2 separate regions of the Homo sapiens genome follow, and region 2 is linked to region 1. Evidence: chromatin loops called from intact Hi-C (ENCODE). Cell type or tissue: CD4-positive, alpha-beta T cell. All regions are shown on one strand. Links, peaks and the distances in the headings refer to the core of each region. The heading gives the core; the rest is flanking DNA. Region 1 holds the start of MRGBP (MRG domain binding protein). Region 2 holds the start of RPS21 (ribosomal protein S21).

Evidence for each region. Peaks named below come from ENCODE experiments on the same cell type or tissue, not always from the same donor. Only the 100,000 strongest peaks of a DNase experiment are listed, where the experiment ranks them.
Region 2: it touches region 1 in a loop (4-fold over the local background); 14 of 110 quality-filtered maps call a loop at or near these places.

What each region holds. Positions count from the first base shown.
Region 1 is chr20:62,787,754-62,796,541 of GRCh38, reverse strand. It overlaps MRGBP (MRG domain binding protein), which reads right to left and starts at 69. Exons shown (of 5, transcript NM_018270.6): 1 at 1-69. The coding sequence starts at 18. LOC105372716 (a long non-coding RNA gene) reads left to right here and starts at 2,261. Exons shown (of 4, transcript XR_936986.3): 1 at 2,261-2,963; 2 at 4,418-4,640. RefSeq lists silencers at 1-302, 1,764-2,353 and enhancers at 926-1,472, 2,444-2,513, 2,750-3,444. In CD4-positive, alpha-beta T cell, for the core only: CTCF peaks have their summits at 4,683 and 4,887 (motif pointing right); DNase peaks (open chromatin) are centred at 171, 1,211, 2,171, 4,911 and 2 weaker places; H3K4me3 peaks cover 2,653 bases; H3K27ac peaks cover 2,100 bases.
Region 2 is chr20:62,378,649-62,387,719 of GRCh38, reverse strand. RPS21 (ribosomal protein S21) reads right to left here and starts at 617. Exons shown (of 6, transcript NM_001024.4): 1 at 584-617; 2 at 332-399; 3 at 46-109. The coding sequence starts at 381. It overlaps RPS21-DT (RPS21 divergent transcript), which reads left to right and starts at 731. Exons shown (of 1, transcript NR_186459.1): 1 at 731-1,417. It overlaps LOC105372708 (a long non-coding RNA gene), which reads left to right and starts at 8,893. Exons shown (of 2, transcript XR_936966.4): 1 at 8,893-9,071. RefSeq lists enhancers at 1-459, 460-1,151, 1,430-1,479, 4,524-4,703, 5,756-6,436 and silencers at 340-529, 960-1,079. In CD4-positive, alpha-beta T cell, for the core only: a CTCF peak has its summit at 4,831 (motif pointing right); DNase peaks (open chromatin) are centred at 669, 4,829 and 6,330; H3K4me3 peaks cover 1,911 bases; H3K27ac peaks cover 939 bases.

The DNA.
Region 1 (8,788 bases), core at 1-8,000:
CACCTCGGCCTCTCCCATGGCCGCGGCCCGGCCGAGCAAGGAGCCCCCGGCGGGAGCAGGCGCGGCCACGAGCTCCGCGCAGGCGCACTCGGGGGCGGGCGCGCGCTCCGCCGGGTACGCGCTCGGGCTCACGCGCCGGCGTCGGCGCAGGCGCAGCCGAGGTCTCGGGTCCCTTCCCGCCGGGGACTCCGCCCTGCTCCGCCCCGCGCGGGGGTTCTTAAAACGTGTTCCTCTTTAAAGCACAGTAAGAAATACACTGCACCCAAACAAAAAAGTCTGTGCTTCAAAGGAAACCATCAGAAAAGTGAAAAGACGACCCACAGATGAGAGAAAATATTTGCAAATCCTATATCTGATAATGAACTTCCTTGTAGAAGGTATAAATAATTCTTATAACTCGATAATAAAAAGACAATCTAACTATAAAACGGCTAAGGATTTGGATACACATTTTTCCAAAGAAGATGTACAGATGGGCCGGGCGCGGTGGCTCACGCCTGTAATCCCAGCACTTTGGGGGGCCGAGGCGGGCGGATCACCTGAGGTCAGGAGTTCGAGACAAGCCTGGCCAACATCGTATAACCCCGTCTCTACTAAAAATACAAAAAAAGTAGCCGGGCGTAGTGGCGGGCGCCTGTAATCCCAGTTACTCGGGAGGCTGAGGCAGGAGAATCGCTTGAACCCGGGAGGCAGTGAGCCGAGATCGCGCCATTGCAATCCAGCCTGGGCAACAAGAGCGAAACTCCGACTCGAAAAAAAAAAAAAGATGTACAGATATGGCTAATGAGCACCATCGGTCACGCGAAACTAGAATCAGCCCGCGTGGGGACCCCCTGCCCCGCCGAGACCGCCACAACCACGCGGCCGGGGTGACGAGTGCTGCGAGGGTCAGGGCTCGGGACCCTCGTGCGGTCGTGCTGTGCGGTCAGATGGGCCGCTGCTGCGAAAGACAGTCTGGCCGTTCCTTCAACGATGGAACCGTCTCCCTAGGAAGCAGCAGCTCCGTGGCGGGCGCCCGCGGCAGTGGAACAAGACACAGGTTCAGGCTGGGACCCGCAGCCGCGAGGCAAGCGCCGCCCCCAACCCGGGGCTGAACCTGCGAGGGGCGCCCGGAGCGCGGGCACCCGCACGGCGCAGCCGCGTTCAGCCTAAAAGCAGCGAGCGCGGACTGCGGCAGCGTGGGTGCGGGCTGAGACGAAAGTCAGAGAATTCAGACACGAAAATACACAGCATGGGAATCCATTCACAGGAAGAGCCAGAACTGGCAACTCCATAGGAATAGAAAGTAGATGCACGGTTGCCGGGGACGGGGGAGGGGGAGGGAAACGCGAGTCACTGCGGATGGGGACCGGCTTCTTTTTTGTTTGTTTTTGAGGCAGAGTCTCGCTCTGTTGCCCGGGCTGGGGTGCAATGGCACGATCTCGCCTCACTGCAACCTCTGCCTCTTGGGTTCAAGCGATTCTACTGCCTCAGACTCCCGGGTAGCTGGGACTACAGGCGCTCACCACGGCCGGCTAATTTTTGTATTTTTAGTAGAGACGCGGTTTCACTATGTTGGCCAGGCTGGTCTCGAACTCTTGACCTCAGGTGATCCTTCCTCCTCGGCCTCTCAAAGTGCTGGGATTACAGGCTTGAGCCACCGCGCCCGGCCGGGCCCAGCTTCATTTTAAGGAGGTGAAATGCTCTGGAATTAGATAGTGGCCACGGTTGCTCGCAACAAAACCCCACCGAATCGTGCGCTTTAAGCGGGTGAACTTAACGGTCTCAATAAAGATGTTAAGGAAAAAACAAAACCAGAAACCCCACAATTACTGCAGGCATAGGGCTCGCTGCCCGGGTCTGGGTGCGGGACGGAGGGGCTCACGCCCGCCCCCAGAGTCCAGCGCCTGCTGGGAGAAAGGGCAAGTAGGGGGTCCGGCCCTGCCGGCCTTGACCGCCTGCCTCCGACTCCCGGCCGCCGCGCAGCCCAAGCTCTGGGGAAGCGTTAACCGCGGGTCGCTGCGGAGGCCCCACCGCGGGGCGGGGCCGGGGCCGGACGGTGAAGAGGGGGCGAGATCAGGGCGGGGCCTAGGCTGGGGCCGGGCGGGGAAGCGCTCGGGAGGGCGGCTCGGGGGCGGGTCAGGGGCGGGGCCGCCAGGTCAAAACGCATCCATGACGAGCTTAAGGCGGCCTCCAATCAAGGCCGCCGCGGCCTCCGGCTCCGCCCGCTCCGCCTCTGCCTCCGCCTCCGCCTCCGCCCTGCCCTCACGGGCTTCTCTCCGCCCCATTCCCTCTCGGCCACGCCCACCACGGCCCACTGGCCAGGGAGCCGCTACGCAGATGTTTTCGCCTCTGCGGGTGTAGGCTCCGGGTCGGGCTTCCGGGTCCCTTTCCTGGCTCTGGCGCCTTCCAGCTGTGTGACCGGGCGAGGCCCTGAGCCTCTTGAGGGTTCAGTGCCCTCCTCCGTACAATGGGCCAACAACAGCCCCTTCCCTGGGGATCTCGGTGAGGGTTGGTTGCTCTGCAGGGTGCCCTGGGCCTGTGCCAGCGCGCTCAGGCATCCTGGTGACCAACCACAGCTGGCACTGGTGAACGCAGCCTCTTAGCCCAGGCAGGCTCTGGTCAGCCTCACCTGCTGGGACCGCTGAGTGGTCCAAGAGCTGGCTTGGCTGACTGGGACCTGGGCCTCAGCTTCCCCATCTGTGCAGGGGGCCGCTGGTGATACCGGTCCCTGCCATGCCCTGGTGGAGATATGGCCCAGTGAGACTTCGTGAGGGGTCTAGGCCACTGCTGTCACGTGGTACGTCTTCTACCCTGGCCCCTAGGTGGCCCTGGCCTCAGCCTTGCTCTAAAGAGGAATGAAGCCCAGCCCACAGCCCCTTAGCACAGATACGCTCGGGAGACGGGACCCTCACCGTTACTCATCTCCTTACTGTTCCCTGGACACCTTGGGGTCCCTGCGCCTCTCCACCCGTCCCTGCCAGGTACTCTCCTCCTTCAGTCTGGAGCGCCTCCTCCCTTGGGGGTCCCCTGTGCCTATTGAGAAAAGATGGCATAAAAGCGTGAGACAGGAGCCCGGACCAGGAGACCCGAGGGTGCTGAGCCCCACATTGGGCCGGGTCCACATGGAGACACACGCTTGGCTCATCCCAGCCGGGGCTGTCTGCCTGCTCCAGTGGGAACCTGGGCAGGGGTACTGTCTCCAGGGCTCTATGCTGGGCGGTCGTCATGAAATACCTGCTTTCCCCACACGCCCCCTCCTTTCTGAGGCAGGTGCCGCTGTCACGCCTGCTTTGAGGGGAGGAGTCAGAGATGAGTAGAGTGGGGAACTGCCTGGGTTGAGGGCAGAGCCGGGAATCAACCCTCAGAAGCCTGGCTCCAGCCGACCCCTGACCAACCTCCCTTCTTGGCCTGCTCTAGTCCCTGTGGACCCTCACCTGGGCTCCCCTTGCAAATCACCCTGCAGCCCCCTGGGGTGCAAATGCCTGCCCCCACCCCTTTGCCTGTCTCTCTCCTGCGCAGCCTTCACTCTCAGCTCCAAGGTCACCGCCCCAGCTGTGAGGGTCCCATTTGGTCTCTGTGGCCACACACCTGTGTTTCTCACTCAATAAGTGCTTTGTGGGATACACTTTGCACACTTGTCATTGTGAATCACGGATGATAATTTGTTCAACGTGTGCCTCCCCTGCCAGGCTATCAGCTGGCTCCAGGGGGCCAGGGCTGGGAATGGCGTGGCACCACTGTCCCCCACCTCTCAGGCAAGGCCAACACACAGCAGGTGGACAGTGACCATTTGTGGACTGGCTACACAACCTACTGACCCATTCCCTCCCTTACGGGGATGGAATGAATGATCCTCACTCTTTGATCCCTGTTGCTCAAATTTCCTTCAAAAGATGGATGTGGCTTCCCAAATATCTTGATCCCAGGAACAGAGGACTTGGATCCCAAGTGGGAAACGCTCAGGCCCTGGAAAGGCTTTCCCATGGTCAGTGAACATACAAGCCTTCCAGCTTATAGATCAGTCTTGTATAAGTCTAGCTGCATGAATCATTCCTCAGATCGGCTCTGGGTTCTAAGTGGAGTTTCTTGCCTGGGGAGCTGATGTCATCTCTGGAAGGGGGTGACCACTGCTAACCAGAGGGTGCCCATCTCCCAGCCCCATGGGGACACCTGGTTCTTGGTCATGAGAGTCGGGTGCAATGGAAGGGATGTTTAGAAGGCTTTGCTCAAACATACCCTTGCGTGTCCACATGCCTGTGGTCACAGTTTCCTCCTGTCTGGCTGAGTGTCTGGGACAGAAGTGGAATTCCATTGCAACGAGGCTGACATGGCTGATGGGACTGCTCCCTCTGCCACTCATACCTGAGACCCCAGACACTGTAGAAAGAACGCAGCCTTTGCAGCTGGGCAGCCACTGTGGGTTTTGTTTCCCCAGGTCCTCCTGCTCCACCACAGGCCATCTCCCTGGGCCTCATCCAGACAGCTGGACACTGAGCACAGCTCTGTTGTCCTCTTCCCTGGGCTGAGTGGACTCAGAGGTGCTGGGGACTGCATGGCCGCCGGACGAGGCGGGGGCTTTCCAACCCAACACCACCGAGCCTGCCTCTTCCTGCCCTGGATGCTATGTCTTCCATAGAGCCGCTTTTCCAACACAGCAGGTAGGAGAGGTCGTCACCTAATTAACAGCTCTCATGTCCCCTCCCTTTGCTTTCTTCCTATTTGGGGGAAATTAACGCTATTAAGGTTCTGATCTAATTATTTCCCTTCTGACCAAAGTAGCCTGTGGTTGCAGAAAATTAAAAGTTGGGCTTCAGGGGAACCCCCCATTGAAGGCAACCTGGTGAGGGTGTCCCCAGGCCCAGCCACCAGGCTTGCAGCCAACACATCACACCTCTAGGGGGCGTTTTCCACCCACTGTTTGGACCCAGATCTTGGCTCCTGTCTGAACTCTGCTGGAGGGAACCAAGGGAAGGCGTTTCCGTTCCCTGGGAACCTGCCCACCACGAGGGGGCCACTCTCAGCTTTCAGAAAAGAAGTTCAATTCTTCACATGGGGCATCGGAAGACTCACCATGCTGACTGAAAGGCGGGCTGGTTGTGGCTCTGGGGCAGCGCCCATGATGCCCCCAGCACTAGACTTGGACAATTATTGTTCCCACGATGTCCCCTGCAGGGCCAGGCCACGGCCCCGAGAAGGAGGGAGCTGCAGCGTGCTGGCTTGGCTGCCGCACTCTCGACCGCCTGAGGGGGTTTTGGCTCTTTTCAGGGGTTGCCAGATTTAACATAAAAATACAGGATGCCCAGGTAAATTTGAATTTCAGAAAAACATTGAATAATTTTGTAGTGTAAGTATGCCCCAAATATATATATATATATATATATATATATATATATATATATGTTTGACCAAAGCCTTCTAAACATCCCTTCCACTGTACCCAGCTCTCATGACCAAGAACCACGTGTTCCCATGAGGCTGGGAGACAGGCACCTTCTGGTTAGCAGTGGTCACCACCTTCCTAATAAAATAATATGATATAACATAGCATAATGTAATATAATCCATGTATATATTCGGGACATACTTATACTATAAAATCATTCACATTTTAATTATCAAATTTGAATCAAATTTGAATTATCTGAAATTCAAATATAACTGGGCATCCTACCTTTTATCTGATGATTCTGCTCCTTTTGCCTGAATTACCTCCTGGTCAGCAGCTTGATTTGACTTGAAACGTGGGGCCCACCCAGGTCCACAGCGTCACCTCTGCCCGATGTGAGCTGCATGACTGAGGGGCAGGGTGGGCGGTGCTCTCCCTGCCGGGTGCTCCTTAGGGTCTGTAGAGGGAGGGAGAGAGGCAGGCCATGATAGCCCAGGGGAGACCCAGGACCTGGCTCTCCAGGTACTGCTTTTGTGGGCGCAGAGGATTCCTAGGTAAGGGTGCCTAACTGATTTCACCACGCCTGCCTTGATGGACAGATTCTGCTGCGTGTTTCTGCTGTGAGAAGCCATGCTGTCCTGGAACCCCCGTCCACATGCACACCTCTTATCCTCTGTGGGATGGGACAGTAGGAGGAGGAGGAGGGCTTGAGTTCTGATAGACCCAGGGTGCTCAGAATGCGGGCCCTGCAACGGCAGACTCAGCCTCACCCGGAGACTTGTCAGAAATAGGTATTCTTCCCACATGTGCACATGTGTGTATACATATACACACACACCTGTACTGCCTGCCATGGTACAACACATGTACAACACAGGTACGACACATGCACACACACGTGCACACATGTACACAACACACGTACATGGACACACACATGCACACCCAGGTGCACACACATGCATGTGTATGACACATATATACACACACACACTCGTGTACACGTGCACATGGGCAGCACACCCAACACACAGCTCTGCGGCATCAGACGCTTTGGGGCGGGGCCCAGCACTTCTCCAGGGCTGGTGGGTGCGAGCACCACAGTGGGAGAGGCCACGCAATTGCCACTCGAGCTGTTTTTAAGTTGGCTCACATGGGCTGGGGGGTGCGGGCTGAGCTGCTTCTCATTGTCTTTTTCCAATCTGCTGGGGGAGAGGAGCCTCATGTTTCCTGCCTGCCATGGGGTGTGTGGTCCTTTGAGTTCTCAGTCACCGCCCCATTGTCACCAAGAACCAAGCTCAGCCAGGGACAGTAATCCCAGCACTCTGGAAGCCCGAGGTGGGAAGACTGCTTGAGTCCAGCAGTTTGATGTCAGCCTGGACAACCTAGGGAGCCCTCCATCTCTACCAAAAAAAAAAAAAAAAAATTTCCTGAGTGTGGTGGCACACACTTGTAGTCACAGCTACTCAGGAAGCTGAGAAGGGAGGATGGCTTGACCCTGGGAAGTCGAGGCTGCAGTGAGCTGTGATTGTACCGCTGCACTCCAGCCTAGGCAACATGAGTGAGACCTTGTCTAAAACAAACAAACAAACAAAAAAACAGGCTGAGCTGGAAGGACCTTTGTCCAGCCGGCAAATGGTGACTTCGAGAGCCAAGGGGCCGCACCTTCGTCCTGACCTGTTCAGCCGGAGCCCAGACAACAAGGACCAAGCTGTCGGGATGTGGGAGCGTGTTCCTGGTCACTCTCTGCCCGTGCTGTGCCAGCTCTTCACGGCGCAACATCACTTATGCATCATAGTAACCTCCCGGTAGAGCCACTGCTACCTCCATTGCAGATGGGGAAACTGAGGCGCAGGAGCACTGGGTAATGTGTTTCCTACATCAGGTGGAGGAACCAGGCGGAACCAGGCATGTGCTGAGCCCGCGCTACCCCAGGGCCCATCACCTGGCCTCACCTTCCCTGAATGGTGGGTTTGAGGGGCAGCTGTCCTTTCTCCTGCCTGGGAAGGGCCAGTCTTGTCCATCTTGCTCCCCTTCCCGTGGCCCCCTGGGAGTTTTCTGCAGGCATGGCAGGAATCATCTTCTTCAGGAGAGGTGTCAGATAGCTGAGGGTGGTAGACAGTTGGGGTGCAGGCTGGGGGGTCACCCCAGGGACCCTGCCTAGAGCAAGAGACCAGCTCTCAGAGGCGATGACGTCCGGCAGCAAGGACAAGGCTTCTCAGGTTCCTAGCCGGCCTGGGCCCTTGATCCCAAGAGGCTGGAGTCTCACTGATGTTGGCCGTGGAGCTTCCTGCCCAGGCTGACGGGGAGCCTGGCGCCAGCAGCGCCTCTGCCCATGGAGCCAGCCTCTGCTTGCATGTTCCAGATAAGGCTCTGACACGGCCATCTGTGGTCCATGAAGCCAGCCTCTGCTTGCATGTTCCAGACAAGGCTCTGACATGGCCGTCTGTGGTGAGTGTCACGCATCATTTCACACCGCTATTCTCATCTCCGCGGATCCCTCAAAACCCTGGGACAATCACGACTTTAAAAACACCCAGGATGGAGACATTACACTTGAAAAATGCCACGGAGGCTGGCCTGGCTTCCCAGAGGTTTCAGCTCTCCAGTCGGGTTCCTGTGGGTTCACAAGGGGCAGAATTTATTTTTTAAAAAGATGGAAACTTTCCCCATTCATTCAGCTTCTAAAGTCCAGCTCTGCTTTTTTTTTTTTGTGCAACAAAGGGAAATTATTCTTTGGGTCAACACAGAAAACAGCCAATGTCCTCTTTGTAAAAGGAGCAATTCTTTTCATAGGCAAGAAAAGTCCTTCTGAAGTAAGTCCCTCTGCCCCAGCATGTCCCCTAACCTGGGCTCTGCAGCACCTGGGCTTTGGATGCGTTTTCTGTTGACTGTTAGGAGGGAGATGCTAGGGTTTCAAGGGCCAACCCAGTGGGTGTCAACTGCAGCTCCATGAGGACAACATGGAAGGGAACAGAGAGATGTGAGCCAGGCTCCCGAGTACCAAGCGGGCTTGAGGCAAAGGGTGTTGCTTCCCCTTCTGGCAACATTTCAGAATCTGGAGGGAAGGAGGGAAGGCCTGAGAGCTTCTGGAGAGGAACTGAGTGCCCATAGGACTCAGAGCCAGAGTGACAGCTGCTTGGATCAATGACGCTGGATGCTTGAAGACAAAGTTCACAAGGAACCAAGAACCTCAATTGCAGCCCACATCTTCTCATGTGAGGACAACGTGTCTGCCAAGACCTGGGGTGCTCAGTGCACCTGAAGCACCTGAGCCACAGCAGCTGGGAAGGAGGAGGCCACGGGGACGCAAGGACATGGAGAAAAGGTGAAAGCTGAGAGTGGAAACAAACAGGGCACAGAGAGCCAGTGCTCCGCAGAGTCTGGTTTACACGGAAGGGTTTAGAATGGCATTGTATT
Region 2 (9,071 bases), core at 61-8,060, 410 kb after region 1:
CGCACATATATCACAACCTTCCCGCCTCCCGGGCTCCCAGCTCACCTCGGCCACGTTCATCTGGATGGATGCGTGGTCCTTGGCACCGATGATGCGATTGCTAGCGGAGCTGTGGAGAAAGGGCGCAGTGAGCAGAGGGGACTTGGGCGGTAAGAATGAAAGAGGGGACGAGGGAGGTTGGGGGTATATGAATGGAAAAGAGTAACGTCGGGGGCAGGACAAGTTAGGGACGTGACGAGGTAAGGACGGGAGGGGTGTGGGGGAACAAGGGCAGGCGAGGGGACGTGGTGGTTAGGTAAGGACGGAAGAGAGGCATGTGGGGGGCGCTTACCATTTCCGCGGCACGTACAGGTCCACGAACTCGCCGGCGTCGTTCTGCATTTCGAGGCTGGGCTGCGCCTGGGGAGTCACCGCGCGGCGCCGTGAGTACGGCCGGAACCGTGCCCCGGCTCCCGGCGCAAACCGGCCCCTAGGGTCACGGCCCCAGCCGCACCCAGCACCCCGCACCCCGTCCCCCGCGTCCAAGCCCCCACTCCCGCCCCAGCCCCAGCCCTGAGCCCGAAGCCCGCGCCGCGCGCCACACCTGCTGCCACCACACCGCGCGCGAGAGAGAAAGGAAGCAGCTAGTCACCCGGCAGAGATATCGGCGGGCAAGGAGGGGCCTCGGCGAGCGCTTCCGGGTCACGCCACCACAGCGAGTCTGCGCGGTGCGTGCTTGCCGGCCGTCGCCGTGACGCACTTCCGCTTCCGGCAAGGAGGTTCTCGGACCCCAGCCTGCTGGCCCTGGGGCGCGGGGCGTCGTGGGGGTCGTTGTCGTTGAGGGTCGTTGCCGTGTGTGGCGTCTTAGCCTGGCCCCTGGGTTGTGCCCCACGGACGCAGTCGACCCCTCTGAGCGCCTCGGGAGCCCCGAATAGCAGCTGGGAGAAGGGGCGAGGACTGAGCCTCGCTGCCCGCTGCCGGCCGGGCTAGAGATACGGGCGTGCCCCCCATTGTGCGCCTCCCGCCCTCCGGTCCCCTCACCCTGCGGCCACCTGGGGCGTGGGGCGGTGCTCCTGCCCGTGCACGTAGCCGCTGCGAGCGGAGGCCTGCTCACCTGGTGCCTGCTACTCACTCCCCCGGGCCGGTGGGCGAAGGACACCCGCAGGAACTCGGCAGAGGAGAAATTCAGACGGCTCCCGAGGGTAGGAAAAGACCCCGGCCCACCGTGGAATCTGAAACACCCGACCACTCTGCCATCCCATGTTTCACCAGTCAGACCCCCAGGGCAGGGCAGGGGAAGCAGAATGCAAACTGGGGCACCGTTTCCCTGAAGCGTGTTGGCCGCGTTTGTCGTAGTGCTAGAGGTGCATACCCTTGGACCCCGAAAACCCATTCCTGGGAATTTGCTCCAAGGAAGTAAAGATGTTACAAAGATGGACCCACGAAGTATGGTCGTTGGTTATGGGTGGGGTCTTGAGGAAGGCCTTGTTAGTAGCCTGAACCCTGTTGCCAGGAGAAGCTCCAAACCGGTAGACGGAGGGAGCAGCGCGGCCTATGTTGGGGTCTTCTCTGGGCGGGGGACATGATCCTAGGATGTAGAACTAGCCTCAGAAAACTTAAGACTCAGTGGCCAGGTGCGGTGGCTCAGGCCTGTAATCCCAGCGCTTTGGGCGGAGGTGGGTGGATCACCTGAGGTCAGGAGTTCGAGACCCGTCTGGCCAACATGGTGAAACCCCATCTCTACTAAAAATACAAAAAATTAGCTGGGCGTGGTGGCAGGCGCCTGTAGTCCCAGCTACTCGGAAGGCTGAGGCAGGAGAATGGCGTGAACCCGGGAGGCGGAGCTTGTAGTGAGCTGAGATCCCGCCACTGCACTCCAGCCTGGGCGACAGAGCAAGACTGCGTCTCAAAAAAAAAAAGTTTTTTTATGTTTAATTTTTTGGGTACATAGTGGGTGTGTACATTTATGGGGCACATGAGATATTTTCATACCGGCATGCAGTGCGTAGTAATCACATGGGGTATATGGAGCATCCATCACCTCAAGCATTTATCCTTTGCGTTACAAATAATCCAATACTATACTCTTTTAGTCATTTTAAAATGTGCAATTAAATCATTATTGACTGTAGACACCCTGTTGTGCTATCAAACACTAGGTCTTATTCTTTCTGTCTTTTTATACCCATTAACCATCCCCATTTGCCCCCCTCCTCCCACTGTTCTACCCTTCCCAGCCTCTGGTAACCATCTTTCTACTGTCTGTCTCCACAAATTCAATTGTTTTAATTTTTAGCTCCCACAAATAATAGTGCTGTGATAAACATCGTAGCACATGTATCTCTTCCTTTCTTTCTTTTTTTTTTGAGACAAAGTCTCGCTCTGTCACCCAGGCTGGAGTGCAGTGGTGCGATCTCGGCTCACTGCAACTTCTGCCCCCAGAGTTCAAGTGATTCTCCTGCCTCAGCCTCCTCAGTAGCTGGGACTACAGGCATGAGCCACCACACCCGGCCAGGTATCTCTTTCATATACTGATTTCCTTTCTTTTGGGTATATGCCCAGCAGTGGGATTGCTTTATTTATGGCAGCTCTATTCTTAGTTTTTGTTTGTTTGTTTGTTTGTTTGTTTGTTTGTTTGAGACGGAGTCTTGCTCTGTCTCCCAGGCTGGAGTGCAGTGGTGCGGTCTTGGCTCACTGCAACCTCCACCTCCCAGGTTCAAGCGATTCTCCTGCCTCAGCCTCCAGAGTAGCTGGGATTACAGGGGTCTGCTACCACGCCTGGCTAATTTTTGTATTTTTAGTAGAGATGGGGTTTCACCATGTTGGCCAGGCTGGTCTTTAACTCCTGACCTCGTGATCTGCCCGCCTTGGCCTCCCAAAGTGCTGGGATTACAGGCGTGAGCCACTACACCTGGCCTACCAAACATTTTTTAAAGAACTAATACCAATCCTACTGAAACTATTCCAAAAAATAGAGGAGGAGGGAATGCTTCCAATCATTTTATGAGGCCGGTATTATCCTGATACCCAAATCAGACAAAGACACATCAAAAAAAGCAGATTAGAGGCCAGGAGTGATGGCTCATGCCTGTAACCCTAGCACTGTGGGAGGCTGAGGCAGGCAATTGCTTGACCTCAGGAGTCTGAGGCCAGCCAGCCTGGGCAACATGGTGAAACCCCTCTACAAAAAAATTTAAAAATTGGCCGGATGTAGTGGTGTGTGTCTGTAGTCTCAGATGCTCAGGAGGCCGAGGTGGGAGGATCAGTTGAGCCAGGAGGTGGAGGCTACAATGAGCCATGATCATGCCACAGAACTCCAGCCTGGGTGACAGGAGACCCAGAAAAAAAAAGAGAGAGAAAGGAAGGAAAGAAAGAAAGCCACAGACTGGCAGAAAATATTTTCAAAACCTGTATCTGATAAAAGACCTGTATCCAGGCTGGGTGCAGTGGCTCACTCCTGTAATCCCAGCACTTTGGGAAGCCAAGGCGGGTGGGTCACCTGAGGTCAGGAGTTGGAGACCAACCTGGCCAACATGGCAAAACCCTGTCTGTACTAAAAATACAAAAATTAGCTGGGCCTGATGGTGCACGCCTGTAATCCCAGCTACTGGAGAGGCTGAGGCAGGAGAATCACTTGAACCCGTTGGGCAGAGGTTGCAGTGAGCCGAGATCTCGCCACTGCACTCTAGCCCGGGCGACAGAGCGAGACTCCGTCTCAAAAAAAAAAAAAAAAAGGAAAGAAAACATATGTCCATTCGGAGACTGGTACTGAAATGTTCATCGAGGCTTTATGTGTCATAGCCAAAAATGGAAACAATCCACACATACACCAACAGGCAGATGGATAAATAATGGTACGTCCCCCTCGAAAGACAGCATACTGTGTGATTTTATTTGTATAAACTCTAGAAAATGCAAACCAATCAAAACTGACAGGAATCATGTTGGTGGTTGCCTGGGGTGGGGTGGTGAGCAAGTGGGATTACAGACGCACACAGGAAACGCAGGGAGTGATGGGAGGTATATGCTGTCTTGATGATGGGATTACAGACACACACAGGAAACGCGGGGAGTGATGGGAGGTATATGCTGTCTTGATGATGGCAATGGTTTCACAGTTGCATATAAAAGTCAAAACATTGGCCAGGTGCGGTGGCTCATGCCTGTAATCCCAGCACTTTGGGAGGCCAAGGCAGGTGGATCACAAGGTCAGGAGATCGAGATCATCCTGGCTAACATGGTGAAACCCCGTCTCTACTAAAAATACAAAAAATTAGCCGGGCATGGTGGCGGGCTCCTGTAGTCCCAGCTACTCAGGAGGCTGAGGCAGGAGAATGGCGTGAACCTGGGAGGCGGAGGTTTGCAGTGAGCTCAGATCACGCCACTGCACTCCAGCCTGGGCGACAGAGCAAGACTCTGTCTTAAAAAAAAAAGTCAAAACGTCAAATTGTATCCTTTAAAAAGTGGATTTTATTTTGCATCAATTATAGCTCAAAAATTTTACAGAGACTATAGGTGCTATTTGGCAAGACTCTAGGACGCACTCACTCACACAAAGCTTGAAGTCCGCTCTCTGGGCGCCGGGTCTCCAAGGCTGAGTTCTTCAAGGGAAACCTCTGCAACCTAAATCTCCTGAGCCCACGAAATCTGGATGAGCACTTCTTTAAGAAAACCTTCTGTACAAAATCGCAGACCCCCAAAACAGAGAGGGGAGTGTCCTCCCGAGGGAAGCCGTCTGGGTCGCTCCATCAGGAGAGCCTCCAGGGGCCTGCAGAGGAGGTGGCACTGCTTACCTGTCAGGAGGCTTGGGGCCACCAGCACTGTCCCCAGAAGCCACTAGGTGGTGTCTGAGAGCAGTGCTGGAGCAGGGACGGGGCTGGCTGAAGGGAGCTGAGCCCCTCCCCTCCATCCCTCCACCCGCTGTCTGTACAGTAAGTTGTTTACTGGGCCTCCAGTGGGTCTCGTGGGAAAGGGCCAGAGGGCAGGTGTGAAGGAGGGATTGAGGAGGCAGGAGGACCTAGCACTCGAAGACACCGTCGGCCTGAGCCTTTTTTGCAGAATCCTAGAGCAGCCCCCAGCGGCTCAGAGCAGTTGCTGCCTTTGCAGGGTGATCCCAGTCAGGGTCTCTGAGTGCCCCTGCATCCACCTGAGAGCACACTCACACCTGCTTCTGCCCCGCAATTGCTATATATAACTTTGACTGCCAGTGTCACCCCAGGTTTGTGCCTCTTTAGCAGTGTGACCTGGCACAAATTCCTTAGCTGCTTCTCCCTCTAGCTGTAAAGTAAAGCGACTGTCATGGAGCCACCCAGCCGTGCTGCAGTTGGCTGCTTTCAACAAACCAATGCCTGTCCAGTGCTCAGAAAAAGGTGTGGCACCCAGCATACTAACACTCACCATCATCACCATCATCATTGCTACTACCATCATTGTCACCATCACCACCATCGCCATCACTATCACTATCATCACCACCACCATCATCACCATCACCACTATCATCACCACCATCATCATCACTATCATTATTGTCATGATTGTCTATCACCATCATCACTGTCAGTATCATCGTCACCACCATTGTCATCACCATCATCATCATCTTCACCATCATCTTCACTATCACCGTCATATCCACCATCATCGTCACCATCACAACCACCATCACCACCAACACACTGTCACCATCATCACCATCATCACCATTATCAACATTGTCATTGTCACCATCATCATCATAACCACCATCGTCACCACCATCATTGTCATCGTTATTATGCCCAAGATCACAAGACTAGGTCTGGATTTGGGGCTGTTGACTCAGGAGGCCACACTATAGCCACCCCAATCTCACACGGGCCCCTATTCAGGATGCCTGGGCAGGTATCTGTGCACAACAGCCCTGGCTCTGCTCTCCAGCCCCTCCTTCAGGCTCACCTCACAGGCAGGTAAACATGTTCTCAGACATGCTGTGGTGCGGGCTGGGAGAAGAGCCTCCCTCCTCCTTCCCAGAGCAGCTGTTTCTGGGCCAAGCAGGGCCCAGGCCAGCCCCAAATGCATTGTGTGTAGAAGGGAACAAGCCCAGAACAAGGAAATCCTCCTTCCAGGCCAGGGAGGTGGGTGTCCGGGTGAGTGGCAGGTCAGGGCCGTGGGATGGGCCTTCTCCTGCAGCGAGCCCGACACTGAGCTACAGCCACCAGCCCCCACTCCTGCCCCAGATAGAACCCGCTCTTGGGTGAAGGCTACGATAGCCAGCCTCAGAGTGGGACTTATGGGGTGTGGGGAGAACACGGACCTGGCCATGAGCTGTCAGGGGATTCCTGGGGCACTGCCTCCTAAGCCATGACTCGACATCCTCTCGTCTTGGAGAGACAGAGGCAGTAACAGCCCCGCCCCAGGTTTGCAGAGGCTTAAGTGAGGTCACCAACGTGAGGGGGAGGCCCAGCTGCCCGGGAGCCCTGGAGACTGTCACGGCATTTGTCACAGGGACCCTGGGAGTGTTGGGCCAGCGCATCTTTCCATTTCGTGCCATTCAGTTTTACTTTAACTCACTTTACTATTTTGTTTTTTGAATTTATTTTACTTGATGAGACTTTAGAATTTTTACATTGAGGGAGAACCTACCTATGAGAAAGTGCCCAGATCCTGAAGGTCCCACCCCTGTGGTCACGGCAGGCACTGGGTCAGAGCCTGGGGGTCCAGGGTACCTTCCCCACCCCCCTCCCCAGAGGCTCCTCATGCCCCTTTCCAGGACATGGTGAAGACAGGCAGAGGGGCTGGGCTGGCCGGGCCTGGGCACTGGGTACTGGGTCCCACCGTGAGTCTCCCTGGAGTACAGGCTGACCCAGCAGGGAGACCCGGAGAAGTCCTCTCCCCACACCTCCTGGGGGCTGGCTGAAATCTGAGCCAAATGACAGGAAAAGAGGCACTTCCATCCCAGTGGACACACCAAGGGCTCCCACGCTGGCCAGGCGCCAGGCCAGCTCAGCCAAACTGGTTCAAAGAAAGGAAGCTGAAGGGGAGACCAGAAGCAAGGCCCACTCTGCCTCCAGGACCAGGCCCACCTGGGGCAGAGACTGGGGTCTGTCCCCACCCGGGACCTGTGGGCCTGTATCCTGACCTGGGCCCAAGCTGACCTCTGACCCCAGCATAGACGGATCCCCAGTCTCGGCTCCAGGCCAACTTCTTTTTTTTTTGAGACAGAGTCTCGCTCTGTCCCCCAGGCTGGAGTGCAGTGGCACGATCTCAGCTCACTGCAAGCTCCGCCTCCCTGGTTCACGTCATTCTCCTGCCTCAGCCTCCCAAGTACCTGGGACTACAGGTGCCCGCCACCACGCCCAGCTAATTTTTTGTATTTTTAGTAGTGACAGAGTTTCACCATGTTAGCCAGGATGGTCTCGATCTCCTGACCTCGTGATCCGCCCGCCTCGGCCTCCCAAAGTGCCAGGATCACAGGCATGAGCCACCACGCATAAGCCACCACACCCGGCTTTTTTTTTTTTAAGACGAAGTCTCGCTCTGTCCCCCAGGCTGGAGTGCAGTGGCGTGATCTCGGCTCACTGCAAGCTCCACCTCCCTGGTTCACATCATTCTCCTGTCTCAGCCTCTCGAGTAGCTGGGACTACAGGCACCCGCCACCATGCCTAGCCAATTTTTTTTTTTTTTTTTTTTTAGCTGGAGTTTTGCTCTTGTTGCCCAGGCTGGAGAGCAATGGCGCGATCTTGGCTCACCGCAACCTCCGCCTCCCGGGTTCAAGCGATTCTTCTGCCTCAGCCTCCCTAGTAGCTGGGATTACAGGCATGTGCCACCACGCCTGGCTAATTTTGTATTTTTTTTTTTTTTAGTAGAGATGGGGTTTCTCCATGTTGGTCAGGCTGGTCTCGAACTCCCGACCTCAGGTGGTCCGCCCACCTCGGCCTCCCAAAGTGCTGGGATTACAGGCGTGAGCCACCGCACCCGGCCTCCAGGCCAACTTCTGACCCCAGGCCCCAGCATTCCGGAGCCAGGGCAGCACCGTAATTAAGGCAGAGACCTGGGAATCAGGCCTGTTTCTGGTGCCACCTCCACACACACCCGGCCCTTCTCCTCCCTGAGCCTCAGTTTTCCCATTTGGAGGCAGGACCGTTCCTCCTTCACCGTGGGTGGAGGGGAGGATCCACAGGGAAAGGGACTGCCAGGGACACCGTGAGGGGTGCACTATGCAAAGGCAGTGTCGCGTCCACACGGGGTGCACCTGCAGACACAGAGAAAAACTAACTTTTACTTTTGCTGCTGTTTTCCTACTGAAAATGGGCCACCTCTGGCTGGGCGCGGTAGCTCACGCCTGTCATCCCAGCACTTTGGGAGGCCAACGGGGGCAGATCATGAGGTCAGGAGATCGAGACCATCCTGGCTAACACGGTGAAACCCCGTCTCTACTAAAAATACAAAAAATTAGCCGGGCGCGGTGGCTCACGCCTGTAGTCCCAGCACTTTGGGAGGCTGACGGGGGCGGATCACGAGGTCAGGAGATCAAGAGCATCCTGGCTAACATTGTGAAACCCCGTCTCTACTAAAAATACAAAAAATTAGCCGGGCGTGGTGGTGAGCGCCTGTAGTCCCAGCTACTCGGGAGGCTGAGGCAGGAGAATGGTGGGAACCCAGGAGGCGGAGCTTGCAGTGAGTGGAGATCGCACCACTGCACTCCAGCCTGGGCGACAGAGTGAGACTCGTCTCAAAAAAAAAAAAAGAAAAGAAAAGAAAAAGAAAATTAGCCACCTCTGTCTGCCTATGTGTCCAGGAAGGGGCCTGGGACTGGCTCTCGGGGCCTAGCTCCTCCTGCCCTCTGGGAAATGTGCAGAATGTCTAAGCCAGCAAGCAGGCATGGGAAGGGAGTGGCCGGCCGGATGCAGGGCTCCATGGAACAAGTTCCCCAGTGCCAGGGCAGGACAGCAGGGCCTGGAGAGCCATCATCAGCAGGCTCCATCCTTCCACCTGTGAACTGTGACCTGAGAGGAGCCACCTCCTGGGAGGCCCACGAGGGGTCCTGACCAGCAGCCTGGCACCTGCTGGGGCCACGCAGAGACCCCATGGCAGCCTGCGGGAAGGGCAGT